5 separate regions of the Homo sapiens genome follow, and regions 2, 3, 4 and 5 are each linked to region 1. The links are chromatin contacts, found by Hi-C or POLR2A ChIA-PET in ENCODE. All regions are on one chromosome and are shown on one strand. The core of a region is the stretch at or near the end of the contact, and the rest is flanking DNA. Distances in the headings are between cores, read along the strand shown.

Region 1 (2,831 bases), core at 142-2,641:
GGTTTTAGATTTTGTGACTTAAAGATCTGTAATTAAATTACATTTTTTGAGTTTTTAAAAATAATCTGCAAGACACTTAAGCTGTATAGGTTTTAGTTTCTAAATTTGTGTTAAAATTTAAACAGAATTCATCAAAAAACATTTAGTGTAATTCTGATGTAATTTAAATTAAATTACATCAGAGTTTCTGTTTCTTTAATTTCATTTTTCTAACACAAGAGGGAAGTGTTCTAAGGCTCTAGATGAAAACACATACTGAATGAAAACCCCTATGAAATTAGGCAGGTATACTTAATTAAAGTTGCCACTTGGCTAATATGTTTTCCATACTCCCACACACTGTAATATCATAAATATTCTTTATGTCCAAAGTGTGCATCTTTGTGAAGAAAATTAATGGGTTCTGAGGAGAAATAAAACAGATGTTATTATTCTTTGGTGTTTTAACCATCTACCCATATCTTCCTCTTAAATGTCTGACAGCACTTTAGTACAGGAAGTCTGATATAAAGGGAATATCTGTGGCTAAAGCTATATACAGATGCTCAAATTATGAAATTAAAACATAAGGACAGTTTTGTTCCCATAATTAAGGTCTGTCCCTCACTTTCCTGCTTAGAAACTGAATTGCTCAAGTTCTGTCTTTTAGGCAGAGTTGTCTACATTCATCACATTTACAGATCCCTGACTGAGAAAAGTTTTAGCGTTACATTCAGCTTTGTTGCAAAAATGTCAGCATTGTCTTGTACTTGGGATGGCTGGTTGTGTGTGATGGCCAAGGTCTGCTCAGGGAAGGGTACTCTTTGTTTGACTGAATCACTTGAGACCATAGAGAAAAGGTGCCCTGGGAATAATCAGAACTGGCTGATCAGAGGAGGAACAGAAATGTGGAGCTGTCCAAAAGAGAGAGGTGGAGAACTAGTTTGAAGTCAAAACCAAGCCAAAAGAACTGATGAGGTTAAGAAACCAGCAGGAAGGTATACTTGAAGTGTAAGCAAGTGATGCTTAAGACTGAAGGTGTGGAATTGGGCTAAAGCTGCCCAAAACAACAGTGATATTTTCTTTGCTTCTCTTGGTGAAAGAGCAGTGTCAAGACTTAAACATTGTATAAGAACCATTTTGCCATTTTAAACAAATCAACACTTGCAAACCATGTCCCTCCCTGCCCTATGATTGCCCCGTGTAAGCTTTTGGTTACAAAAAGCCCTCAGAACAAAAAATGCAGGCCAGTTGTAAAGCCTTCATTCACGAAGGCCCAGCCTCAGGGCTAAATGGGAGAGTTCTGCCAGCCATCAAACTTAACAGCCTTTAAACATGTGCAACATTTCTCTAAGCAAATTGGTTCCTTAATATGGTAAAATGTGCAGCACCCAAGGGGAAATACTGGTGATCTCATTGCCCAAAACTGATGGAGTCACAGCACTGTATTCCTGAAAAGTACTCATATTTTCCACTTTGATAAAATCAGAAGCAAATATGAGAGTCAGTAGGTTTTGACATCCATTGTTCATTCTCACTTAACTTTTCTTCCTATATAGCAGAGCACAGTGGTTTAATTCATAGCTTATGGGATTTTTTTAATATAAACCATTCAAATTTTTTCTATATTAATCAGTGGTTTCTAAAGATCCACAGGGATAAATAAACTCTGCAAGCTGGCAGAGGTTTCTTGTGGCACAACCACTGGTAGTTATAAACAGTAAACAAAACATAGTAACCATTTTAAGCACAAGAGATTGCTGTATCACACAGGGCATAAATCATTAGCTTAATAATTTCAGCAGCAGTGTCTCCAAAGCAAAATTAAGCCAACAGTTCCCCCTGTGGCAATAATGAAGTACTGTAATTGTAAAAGAAAAAAAACAAAACAAGAGAAGGCATGATTATACCTCAGCAATGATTGAAAATCCAAGTTCAATAAATAACTATAGGAATCTCATCTCTGCTGCTCTTTGGAGAGGTGGGAAAGGGCTTGCCTCCAACCCCCATGTCCATTCTTGTAGGCAATTTGACATGCACAAGCGCACTTTCCCTTAAGCCCCCACAATTCACATGTGCTGTAGGTAGGGCATGAAAGTGATGACTTATAACAACTGAGAAGATGACAAATTTCTCTCAGCTGTATAGGCGGACATTATTCAGAGAATTAAAGAGCCGAAAGAGTGCTAGGCCCAAGACAGTCCAATGTTGAGCTGGGCCATAAAACCTGGATACATGTCTTCCTCATGAATTTGCCAAGTGTCAAAGTTCGTTTTTTAAAAACTGGCTAAAAATTTGGTGATTTGGGGTAAGTGCTATGGAACATTATCAGATAAAAGGAGTTCAGGGAGACCATCTTGATTCCTCTGCTGTGTCGAGTCAATACTATAGAATCTTCATTTTTACTCTTTAGTCATCCATTTTATAAAATCAATATAGTCTTATTATTATCTCTCTTTTTAAAAAAAGCTTTGAGTGGACACAGTATCTCTTTGAATTTTCTCAATAATCCTATGTATTTAAAGTAGCATTTTACCTTTTAAAACATACCCTATTTTTGACTACCTATTATGAACACATCTATCTCCTCAGAATGTATTTCATCTAAAAACTCTATGATTTAGTAAAGCAGAAGGTATATTATTTGCACAAAGCTAACTACCAGCTTGATTATCTTATTAGTGGATTGAGGAATGATTTGATTTGATAATACAGGGATACAGATTAAACTAGATTGTGTAGCGTCAGTGCCACTTTTACAGGATGGGCAGACCCCAGGCACCTAAGAAATAATCAACAAATGTCAATTTCCCCATTTCCTTTCTCTCTCTCTTTCTCTCTTTCTCTCTTTC
Region 2 (2,831 bases), core at 182-2,681, 490 kb after region 1:
AAACAAAATTGCTGCCAAAGCTAAAAAGAGCTTGGCAAAAGAAGAAAGAACTACTACATAGTTGGTCATTATTTACTGTACAAACCTTTTCATAAAGCAGAGAAGAGAGATACATAGGAATAATGGGCCCTTGCTAAAAGATGAAAAGGGCTTTCTATAGCTTACATTATCCCCTGACGAAGGCACTGACGTGTCCCAGTTGTTACACAATCTTATTGTTCTATTCAGCCATTCAGAAAGCTGAATGAACAGCCCTGCTCTGAAACTTTTAAAGGCTGAAATCAACAGGCCACTCATTTCCAAGGAAAAGAATAAAATTGTAACGGATGGAAATAACTAATTAATTTGTTAATCTTTGCAGACTGCCACGGTCCATTGCATATGCTCTAACCAGTTAATTAGTCTTTAGCCTGTAATTCTAAAATGTAAATAAGTGCAGTTACCTAACCCACCAGCTCCTAACAAAAATATCCAACTATTCATTATTTAATTTAAAAGGAAGAAGGCTTTGCTTTTCATTGGTGGTGGTGTTCCTGAGATGTTAACTAAACACCGTGACCTAAGTTTAATTTCATCACACCTTACTGAAATGGTTTTATTCTAAAGTATATGCCCCTCTCCCCACTCCAGAAAGCTAAAATCATGAGGCTTAACTAAAGTCAGATCTATCCAATCCAACAGGAGATTATTTTTAGATGTTAATGAAGGAAAGGGTTTTTGTAAACTGTAAAGTGCTGGTAGCTATAAACCACTATAACTGTAAACTTGAACAAAAGTACATTATTTATTGATGTTAATTAATAGTCTATTATTCTATTAGATTGCATTTCAGTCACTAAAATCATTAGTAGACTCATTCAGCCTTTCAAATGTGTGTGAGAGGTAGGAAGGAGATCGGTGGGATAGGGCAGAAAGTGGAAGCAAATGCGTTCCTATGGCATTTGAGAAACACGGAAGAAAGTCCTAAAATGTATCCAAGAGAATCACAGCAAGGGACTCCTCTAGCGAAGAAGAGGACATTGATCCCATGAGCTGTACTGGTATCTTTTATAGTATCCAAAGCAGAGCAAATCCCCAATTAATTAGGGTGGTCAGAAAATGGTGGGTTCTTATTATTTCCCCTCTAAAGCACTGTGGGGCCCTATAAAGACTGAGTACCCAACTGGCCCTGCATCTTTGTGATCACAGGGCCTTGAGCAAGATACTCATCCTCTCAAAATGTCTTTGTTTGTTTTTGAATGTTTATAAGAGACTATCTGAAATTGGATAATTTATAAGAAACAAAATTTATGTCTTACAGTTCTGGAGACTGAGACATCCAAGGTTGGCGGGGGGCACATCTGGTGAGAGAGAGCCTTCTTGCTGGTGGGGACTCTGAAGTGCCCCACAGGGTATCCCATGGAGAGGGAGCTGAGGGTGCTCCCATGTGCCCACTTAGCACTCTCTTCCTCTTCTTATAAGCCACCAGTTCCCTTCCCATGATAACTCATTAATCCATTAACCCATTAATTGAAGAATGGATTAATCCATCCATGAAGGCCAAGCCCTCATAACCAATCACCTCGTAAAGGCCCACCTCTCAATACTGCCACATTGGGGATTAAGTTTCAACATGAGTTTTGGAGAGGACATTCAAACCACAGTACTAAGCCAATGCTTCTTCCTCTACAGGGAAACTGGGAAACTGACACTTCCTGCCTTATATTGTTGCAGTTGCAAAGATCAAATACCAAGGTTATGGGAAGATGTTTTGAAGCCCCATATAAATATGTAATTTAATTTATTCCAATAAAGACTCATTGCACAGGCTGGGCACAATGGCTCACACCTCTCATTTCAGCTCTTTGGGAGGTCAAGGTGGGCCGATTGCTTGAGCCCAGGAGTTCGCGACCAGCCTGGGCAATATGATGAAACCCCATTTCTACAAAAAAAATACAAAAATTAGCTGGGTGTGGAGGTGTGCATGCTTGTAGTCCCAGCTACTTGAGAGGCTGAGTGGGAGATCGCTTGAGCTTGAGAGGCAGGGATTGCAGTGAGCCGAGATTATGCCACTGCACTCCAGCCTGGGCGACAGAGCAAGACCATGTGTCAAAAACAAACCAACCAACAAACAAACAAAGACTCATTGCACATATAAGCAATAGATCAACCATTTTCAAAGAGCATAACCAAAAAAAAAATCCAACACTACACAAATCTTGAATATAATTTAACCTTTCTTCGAAAGTTTAGAAAGTATTTCAAGATGAGGCAATGCTTTTCTCTAACATTAACATGAGCATCGATTACAGAAATGTTCCACTGAATTACATGGCAAAATTAAAATTCTGATGATTTTATGTACATGGTTGCTTGAAATATGAGCTATCAGTAGCTACTATATCCCATTAGGCCTTTCAAGTTCACATCATAAGTTGTATAAGAGATAGGACACCTCCATTGAAAACATCAGTCGACTTAGACGATTTCTGTCAGATATTATTGATTCAGCAATATAAGAATGCGACGATGTAGTCCCAGCTACTGGGGAGGCTGAGGCAGGAGAATGGCGTGAACCTGGGAGGCAGAGCTTGCAGTGAGCCTGGGAGACGGAGCTTGCAGTGAGCCGAGATCGCGCCACTGCACTCCAGCCTGGGTGACAGAGCAAGACTTCGTCTCAAAAAAAAAAAAAAAAAAAAGTCAACGAAAGGACATGGGTTTGGAGAGTAACCAGAGATGCTGCCAATTAAAGATACCCCTTACTCAAGACACTTTATTTCTCTCTGTTGGAACATTGTCATAATATACTGTCATCTACTAAAAAATTACTGTAATAAATATAAAAATCTTCA
Region 3 (2,831 bases), core at 177-2,676, 450 kb before region 1:
AGAATTGTTCTTTCTGTTGGGATTGCTAAAACAGGTAATTATGAGGATGAAGTGCCTGGACAATCATTGTTGGCCTGTAGAAGAAGCTCCTCTGCAGTCAAAAAACAATAATGATAAAGTCAACACATAGTGAGAAGAGCTGTGAGATGGAGAGACAGCTCTGGTTTGACATTATGACTCCTTCAAGCCAAATTAACTACAACTGAAATTAGATTTAAACATACTGTGCAAATGGTGTGTGTATGTGTGCATGTGTGTGTGTGTGCACTCACGTGTGTGGTGTGTATGTGTTATTCACATAATCCCTTCCTTATGTAGAACCACATTTCTCCCATCAGTGCCAGGAATAGACGTGTGAATTGGGATAGGCAGGCATCTCAGTTATGGTGAACTGTAAGGCACCAATTTCCACCCTACTTTTTTGGCAGTTGGGGTGGAGCTTGAACTAGGTCGACTTAAGTTTTTTTTGATACTTGGAATCAACAGTCCTGACTCATTAATTAACAGTAGGGTTTAAGATATTTTTGAGGGAGATATTTTTGAGTGGGTTATTTTTCTGTTGCCCCTCTCTCCTACCCTGTGAATGTTGATTTGTTGATGGTTTTGAATAATAATATCTTGTTGACATTGCAACTTGCCATTATTTTCTGATAAGCAGCTGTGATGTGGTCTCACTCTTTCTTTTTCTGCTGGTGTTTTCGATAGGATTCAATTCAATTCAGTTTGAGTCAATTTTTTCAGTTTAATTCATCTGGATTAGGTGCTCAGTGAGGCTCTTTTCTGGAAGGTAACCACTTTGCATTCCAACAATTATTCCACTTATAGAGGCCTAAAAATATGAGCCAATATTTCAGATTTTGCATGACAATCTATGCATCTTTTAGGTAAATCTGTTGAGCGCTGATAAAAATCAATGACTTGCCTCTGTTTTACCTTTAAAGCAATTCTGAAATCTTTCATAAGTAGAAGATAGGATTGGTGATTACAAGCTGATACTTGAAAAATTCACTGACAAGACAAAGATTATTTACATTGATATTTCTTATCCTGGGTGGTCATATAACTTTTCTTTCAAACATCACTGTCAATACCCTGATTAATGAAAGACTACAAACATGAGATGAAAGTATCAATCCTCTGTTTCACGTTAAGACTATATTTATTCTAAGTGATTATAACTGTACATTTATTTATATGAGTATGCCAACACATAATTCTTTTAAATAGAATCTATAAGTGGCTATCATAACCACCCTAGTTAGATATCACATGGATTCCAATGGAAGAAAAGACAAAACTGGTGGGACTTTCATAACTTTCTATTACTGCTCACTTCCTTTTTTATTTTCTAATATGACTTTGTTTTGGCTCCCATATTGTTGACATTGAGTGTGACTAAGCCTTTTCACTGAGGACCTTCTGTTCTCCTAGTCACTGCCTTTTGCTTTCCACCTGGGAGCTGGGGTCATCTTTCCACTTCCAGGGTGACTCTGGGTTCACAGTGAAGGGTCCTGGGTGGGAGGTTCTGATCGTGAGGGCAGGCCTGCCCAAAGGTCACTGCTGCTGTTGTAGGCACCAAGTCAATATCCCCAGCATGTCAACTGAGGACTTTCTCACATTTGCTTTTATTATAAAGCCATCTTGAGTGGAACAAACTCTATAAAATCAGCTAGCTGAAAAGTAAAAAATTCAGGCAGTCAGCTGATCCTTCTGCCTGCAGATCAGCAAATAACCATTGCGAGTGATGGCTTTTTCAAGATTACTTTGGATTGAAGCTATATATTCTGTAACAAAACCCAGCATGCTTGCTTTGATTAGCTTGATTGGCTAACAAAGTCATATGGAAAACAAAATGCATTTTTTTGTATTGACTTAAATGAAAATAACCTTCACCTTTTTTGTGACTGATTTGAATCCAATTTAATCTTGATGTTGTTCATAACCTAAGTGAGATTCATTGATGATAAGAATTACGTAAGTAGGCTGGGCGCGGTGGCTCACGCCTGTAATCCCAGCACTTTGGGAGGCCGAGGCGGGTGGATCACGTGGTCAGGAGATGGAGACCATCCTGGCTAACAGGGTGAAACCCCGTCTCTACTAGAAATACAAAAAAAATTAGGCGGGAGTGGTGGCAGGCGCCTGTAGTCCCAGCTACTCGGGAGGCTGAGGCAGGAGAATGGCGTGAACCTGGGAGGCGGAGCTTGCAGTGAGACGAGATTGAGCCACTGCACTCCAGCCTGGGCGACAGAGCGAGACTCCGTCACAAAAACAAACAAACAAACAAACAAACAAACAAACAAACAAAAGATTACTTAAGCAGTAAGATTCTTTAACAAGAGAAAAATTTTTTATAGCCTCAATTGAAGACTAACTTTCTTAATCAGCTGTACATTAGACTGTGACTATAAATATAAATTACATTAGTTCCTTTGGTTAAAATGACTTTCATATATGTGAGAAAAACTCAAGGACTAGCTTTAGTTAAACACTATTTATTTTCCCATCTCCAAAATGACAATCACTAGCAGTTAAATTGTAACTTTTAAATGAATTATTTTGACTTTACAAATACACAGGTTTATGCATAGAAATCTGGCTTTTCAAATGACTGAATCAAGTTGACTGGTGATCATTAATGATGATGCTTGAAAAAAAAAAACAACTGGCTATCCAAATGATAAATCCAGTAAATTAAGCATGGAATTATGAAAAATGCTATGCTATAGTTTAATGGGGTATTATGGCATAAAAAGTGTGAAATGTGGCTTTTGACATCAATCAATTTATAATCTACTTAAGAAGGACTTGTACACACACATACACACACAAAC
Region 4 (2,831 bases), core at 203-2,702, 360 kb before region 1:
GAATGCATAGGGCACAGATGATCTCCTCAGAATGCATTGGCGTTTATTAGGTTGGTGCAAAAGTCATTGCAGTTTTGCCACTACTTTTAATGCAAAAGCTGCAATTACTTTTGCAGCAATCTATTAGATATGTAGTTGCAGAAGGAGGCAATCAATGCTATGTGTCCCATGAACAGCAGAGATGACACATGCTTTGAGGCTTTCAGGAGATACCAAGACAACTTCTATTAAGGAAATCTTAGAATAATTCATAGAAAAGGTAACTGTAGAGATGGAGTTTGTTGGATGAGCAGCACAGAATTATGAAAGAAGAGAGGTTCTCAATAGGGAAAATGTGACCAATATGTCCACTGTGCAGAAAAGTAGAGGGGGAGAAAGACTGAACAAGGTTTGATCACAAGTGAGTACATTTGAGAGAGTATCTGTGTGTGTGTGTGTGAGAGCGGGGGAAACTGGCAGAAAATTAAAATTTAGGACGTCAACTGTTTTATCTAAATAATACCACCTCACATACTTGGCTGACTTTACCATGGAATTAAGCTCATGTATTCATTCATTCAATAGATATTAATGGATTGCCTATTGGGCCGGTACTAGGGATACAATAGTGAACAAAACAGAAAAATTTCCAAGTTCTAAATCCATAGAGCAAGCTAGAAACTCCTGAGCAGGAGCTGATGCTCCAGTCCACAGGTAGAACTTCTTCAGAGAGACCTCAGTGCTGTTCTTAAGGCCTTTCAACTAATTGGATCATTTCCACCCAGAAAATCTAGGATAATTTCATTCACATAAAGTCAACTTGAGTGTAGATGACTACCAAATACATTTACAGCATCATATCTACCATATAGCTTTATAGCATCACCTCGATTAGTGTCTGCCTGAATAACTGGGTACCATAGCCTGGCCAAGTTGACACCTAAAACTGACCGTCACAGATGACTCACCAATTTTTACCCAGTAACAAACTGACTGGCTTTGTGTGGACTATGACACCTCTTTCCTCTACCTTCTGTTTTTTTAACTGGCTCTTTTGAATTATGTAGATGGCTTCAGACTTGGATTTCCTGTCTGGCAGGCTATAGTCAGGTTCCAAATGACAAAATATTAATTAGGAGGACTGTGCATGATCTTGTTTACAAATTCATTAGCACTGGGAGCTTGGCTTTGGCAGTTGTTTGTCCTGATGCCATGGGGGTACATTTCAGCCCCCAAATAGCACCATCTGGATCTCATGTCCAACTTTGTGGCCATTCTAATCTTCATCTCTTTAATATAAGAAGAGTGGTGCTGCTCGCACTGCTGCCCATAATTCAATATTAAAATACTCCTTTAAGAACAAAATAGTGCCTGTGTGACTTGGTGTGTGTCATGGGGAAATTCTAGGGAGGAGAAATAACTGCTATCCACTTCATCCTATTGACCCCAGTGAACTCTGTTCAATAAATATTTGCAGAGTGACTGAATGCCAAAGCATGTCTTGAGTTTATGCAACTTGGTGACATTTCCACCGCTAAAACTGTTACTACAAACTTTATCTTGGAGAACTCATGATAGGTGGTGAAGTTGCTCCGAACCTAGGAAGCTGCTATTGGCCAAATTATGTGCTGTTGGAGAGAAACATTTCCTGTGTATTCAAAAAAAGTGGAGGCTTGGCATGACTAATATGGTAAGAATGTTCTCATCTTCTCCAGGAGAAGAATGGAGTCAGGTAGAGCTTTGCAACAATCCGTGGTCACAAACCTCAGTAGACACCCAGGTCATTAACTAACCACATGCATGTGGCACATGGAATGGAACATCCCAGAGCTCTGAAACCACAGGCATCTCTCTGCTGGATTAAAGGAAGCAATTTCACAGGCCCAGACAGAAAAGGGATGTGGTGATTTTTCAAACGATTCTGATTTATAGTCAATAAGGTGCAAGGTTATGATACACAGAGTAAATGAATCGTTTACACTCCTCCTCATCACTCCCTTCCAGAAGCTCTGGCTTCTGCTGGTTTCTAGGAAGATACCAAGAGTGTCACCTTTATGAGCACCATGCCTGGTCTTTGTATCTGTCATCCAGCCTCCCATCTGTGAAGTGATTCTTCAGAAACCCCTGACTTTGGTTACTAGCCAAGCCAGGGTGTGATATTTTTTCCTGTTTAATTAACAACAACAAAAAAAGGCTTGCGCATTTACTTTTGCCAGCTATCTGAAAGTTCAAAAGGTAAAGAACATTTCCGTCCACAAATAAGCCATGGAATGTATTTGGAAATTGAGTTTTCATCAGTAGTTGCTGTTTTGAGCCACTTATTCCACTGCTGAGGAAAGTGAAATGGGAGTTCTTTCCTGAAAGGGGGGGAAAAAAACCCAGAAACTTTGTATTTAGAATTTCACATCTATGGTAGAGGCTCTAGGAATTTGAGGTCATCTTTCTGACACTGATTTAGGCTAGTACACCCTCAGATGGGAGGTATTTATTATACCCATTGGTACAATGAAAGTTCAAATTTATACTGAAAGAAAATAATAAGATAAAGGCATGGCCATTTTGAGACCTTCTGATGATAGGCCATGATGGTACTTCATAAACCAACCTATCCTTAGCAAAAGACTCGTTTCATAAATTGCATTTTTAATTTATAATGATGCAAAGCTGAATGCCATATTTGCCGTGTAGGGCTACCCATTACAGACCAGGCATCCTGTCCATGGAACTTGGTAGAAAACCCCCAAAGTATCCCCTTTCATGCTGATCCAAGAGTCCAGATGCCACATTTTGTGCCACTTTATGAAGGAAGTGACATTTGAATTGAAGGCTGAAATGCAAGGAGGATTTAAATG
Region 5 (2,831 bases), core at 126-2,625, 260 kb before region 1:
CCCATAATATTTTTTCTTTCATGTTGACAATGGAGAATCTGATGACTATGTGTCTTGGGGATGGTCATCTTGTATAGTTTCTTGCAGGGTTTCTCTGAGTTTCCTAAATTTGCATGTCAATCTTTCTAGCGAGGCTTGGGAAATTTTAGTGGACAATATCCTTAAGTATGTTTTCCAAGTTGCCTGCTCTCTCTCCTTCTCTTTCTGGTATGCCAGTAAGTGATAGGTTTGGTCTCTGTACATAATCCCATATTTTTGGAGGTTTTGTTAATTTTTTAAAAACGCTTTTTTCTTTATTTTTTTCTGAGTTGATTCGAATAACATCAGTTCTGAATCAGGCTCTGAGATTCTTTCCTCAGCTTGGTCTCTTCTGTTGTTAATACTTTGATTGTATTATAACATTCTTGTAGGGAGATTTTCAGCTCTAGAAGATTAGTTCAATTCTTTCTTAAAATGGCTATTTTACTTTTCAGCTCTTGCATCATTTTATTGGATTACTTGGACTGAGTTTCAGCTTTCTCTTGAATCTCAAGGAGCTTTGTTGCCATCATAGGGTGTTTTTATACAGCCTATATGCTAAAAATAGTTTTTAAGTTTTTACATTAAAAAATCAAAAGAAGATTTTTTGATATGCAATTACATGAGAATCAAATATTCACAATAAATGTTTCATTGGCACGCACTCATACCTATTTGTTTATATATTGTCTGTGGCTAATTTCCTGCTACAGGATAGAGTTACGTAGTTGTAACTCTGGCTGTGTGGCCTGAAAAGATGACAATAGTTATTATCTGGCCCTTTAAGAGAAAAAGTTTGGTGACCCCTGATTTGGACAATTTGATTCTGAAACTTATCTGGTTATTCCTACATCCTTAAATTATGCTGTTTTTCAAAAAATTTTTTTAAATTAAGCTACACATATAATTTCCAACACTGGGTTTATGATACATACATGTGTCAGGATTCTGGGGCTCCCTGACTCATTTATTGTATCTAGTGGTAATCCTGGAAGATGGGCCCATATAGCTATCAAGTGGGGATTTGGATATTTTGATAAAGTGAATTATGCAACAGAGAAATAAAGTGTGAGGTCCACTACCTCAGAGATAGAAAATAAATTGTTATATCTCTAGACAGACTTTGCAAGAACCCAGGGAAAATTGGGGACAAAACGACAACTTTAAGTAGTCTTCAGCAAAGAGATGACAATTGAAGACATAACAAAAATGTAATTAAAACCCAGGAATTTATACTCCAAAATGGACTATTTACATACAACCTAGAACAGATCCTCTCTCTACATTATAGTACTTTTCTGAAAAGGCTGACTACATCATTTGTCATTTTCTGGAAGTAAAAGGATGATGGTTCTGGTTGTTACTCATCTTCATTGATTTTTCCTTTTGCCAGAAATAGTTTAGGGTGGAGAAAAGAAACACTGGGCAGAATTGAAGAAGGAGGCATAAGAAGGGAAGCTAAGACTATTCTGGGCACATTCCTAACTTTTGTTGATGACTTCATGGAAAGCAACTTTTACATTCTCCAATAATTCATTTCCAGTATTAAAATAAATGCCAGGCCAGCAGCTTGATCCAATGTAGTATTTCCAGATATTTGTGATTTTGTGCCCCAGTGTATCAAAGAGAAAATCATTAACTGCCTCCTAAGTGCAAAGCTGGCACTTTAGACTTTTCTCTCTCTTTCCATCAGGCTATAAGAATTTAAGATTGTGAGTAGCCTGAGGCCAGAGATGTCATTTTACTCATATGTGTTTCATACTCACCCTAACCCCTAGCTTAGCATATGGCAATGATATCATATGCCTGAAGGAATTAATTGTCTGGTTTATCTGCCTGCTGTGAAACCACTAGTTTGTTACCTTAATAGGTAAATAATTCATTTTTTGTGTGTGAACTTTCAATTTTTTTGTTCTTGTTTGTTTCTCCCCAGGAATAATGTATTACAGTCTTCCATACCATTAAAAAATTCTCTTTTACATCTTATAGCCTGCCATTTAGACATTCTGTCCTCACCATCTCTTTCCAAACCCTAATCTTTCACATGAAAAATGAACAATAATTGAATGCCTACCTGCTCAGCTCATTTTCAAACTTTCTAATCTCCTATTTACCTCTTGGCCTCTTATAATTTGGGTTCCACCATTCCTTAGTCCTATTCTCAATTTTTTCAGAATTTTCTATTTCTTTTCATGTTGGTTGTATTCTTTCTATAATTTTCTTTTTTTAGCTTTTTAATTTATTTTATAAAATATAGGCTTATTATATTAACTCTTTAAAAATCAAAGCTTTATTTTATTGAAATAATATTTAGACATGGATTAGAAAAAGATAAATATAAGTAGTATAATGAAGAACAATAGTTTTCTATGTTTTTCCAGATCCTGCATGTTTACTGCTCATCAGAGGAAACCACTTTCGCCCCCTTTAGATATTTCCTACGGTATTTGTCTTATATTTGAAAATAATAAGGATGTTTGGATGTATGGTCATTTCTCTATTTTTTTAGTCTCTACTTTGAAAGATGAGGCATTAAATCTTTTATCTAATTTACAACTCATTTTCTTAGTTTTCATCTTCCCAAAATAGTTACATCACACATTTGATTATTTATTCTTTTACTAGAATATAGAACATTATGTTCAAATGTAATCCCAAAATCTCTGCCAAAAATTTAAACCATCTTTCAATATGGTCAAACAAGACAAGTTATCTTTCTGTCACATTATTCTTCTTAAAGACATATCTTGGAACCCTCAGTCCTTCTGTTCTAATTTGTTCTGGTTGTTCTCTAGACTGCCTGAAAAGGGAAG

Evidence for each region. A loop is a pair of places that touch in the nucleus more often than their neighbours do. ChIA-PET counts read pairs that join two places held with the same protein, here RNA polymerase II (POLR2A). Pooled maps may share reads with other maps.
Region 2: a map of prostate gland shows a loop between it and region 1 (2.3-fold over the local background). The contact joins the promoter of LYPLAL1-AS1 here to the enhancer-like site in region 1. A Hi-C loop is called at or near these places in 8 of 168 maps with a recorded cell type or tissue (Caco-2, Calu3, MCF 10A and 5 more), 5 of 37 single-sample maps with no recorded cell type and 8 of 50 pooled maps. POLR2A ChIA-PET finds 5 or more read pairs at or near these places in 1 of 52 experiments (PC-9).
Region 3: a map of PC-3 shows a loop between it and region 1 (10-fold over the local background). The contact joins two enhancer-like sites. A Hi-C loop is called at or near these places in 3 of 168 maps with a recorded cell type or tissue (PC-3, endothelial cell of umbilical vein and mammary epithelial cell) and 1 of 50 pooled maps.
Region 4: a loop to region 1 is called in a map of PC-9, with 15 times the contacts of the local background. The contact joins two enhancer-like sites. A Hi-C loop is called at or near these places in 7 of 168 maps with a recorded cell type or tissue (Calu3, MCF 10A, PC-3 and 4 more), 1 of 37 single-sample maps with no recorded cell type and 3 of 50 pooled maps. POLR2A ChIA-PET finds 5 or more read pairs at or near these places in 2 of 52 experiments (PC-9 and activated CD8-positive, alpha-beta memory T cell).
Region 5: a map of PC-3 shows a loop between it and region 1 (3-fold over the local background). The contact joins two enhancer-like sites. A Hi-C loop is called at or near these places in 1 of 168 maps with a recorded cell type or tissue (PC-3). POLR2A ChIA-PET finds 5 or more read pairs at or near these places in 1 of 52 experiments (MCF 10A).

Annotation. Positions count from the first base shown.
Region 1 is chr1:219,065,425-219,068,255 of GRCh38, forward strand. No RefSeq gene overlaps it. Among named protein-coding and RNA genes, the nearest start is that of LYPLAL1-DT, 110 kb to the right of the region's middle. RefSeq lists a silencer at 989-1,189. Within about 2 kb of position 1,392, at least 5 of the 41 ENCODE cell types and tissues checked have a DNase peak (open chromatin) inside an H3K27ac peak, as active enhancers do; they include PC-3, PC-9, Panc1 and 1 more, where a contact is called at or near this core.
Region 2 is chr1:219,555,893-219,558,723 of GRCh38, forward strand. It overlaps LYPLAL1-AS1 (LYPLAL1 antisense RNA 1), which reads right to left and starts at 1,432. Exons shown (of 4, transcript NR_135822.1): 1 at 1,299-1,432. It overlaps LOC124904514 (a long non-coding RNA gene), which reads left to right. Exons shown (of 2, transcript XR_007066882.1): 2 at 1,301-1,815.
Region 3 is chr1:218,619,750-218,622,580 of GRCh38, forward strand. No RefSeq gene overlaps it. Among named protein-coding and RNA genes, the nearest start is that of LINC02869, 110 kb to the left of the region's middle. RefSeq lists an enhancer at 2,116-2,615. Within about 2 kb of position 1,427, at least 4 of the 41 ENCODE cell types and tissues checked have a DNase peak (open chromatin) inside an H3K27ac peak, as active enhancers do; they include PC-3, where a contact is called at or near this core.
Region 4 is chr1:218,704,584-218,707,414 of GRCh38, forward strand. All of the region lies in intron 3 of LOC105372924 (a long non-coding RNA gene), which reads right to left. Among named protein-coding and RNA genes, the nearest start is that of LINC02869, 200 kb to the left of the region's middle. Within about 2 kb of position 1,453, at least 9 of the 41 ENCODE cell types and tissues checked have a DNase peak (open chromatin) inside an H3K27ac peak, as active enhancers do; they include PC-3, PC-9, Panc1 and 1 more, where a contact is called at or near this core.
Region 5 is chr1:218,802,821-218,805,651 of GRCh38, forward strand. No RefSeq gene overlaps it. Among named protein-coding and RNA genes, the nearest start is that of LINC01710, 110 kb to the right of the region's middle. Within about 2 kb of position 1,376, at least 2 of the 41 ENCODE cell types and tissues checked have a DNase peak (open chromatin) inside an H3K27ac peak, as active enhancers do; they include PC-3, where a contact is called at or near this core.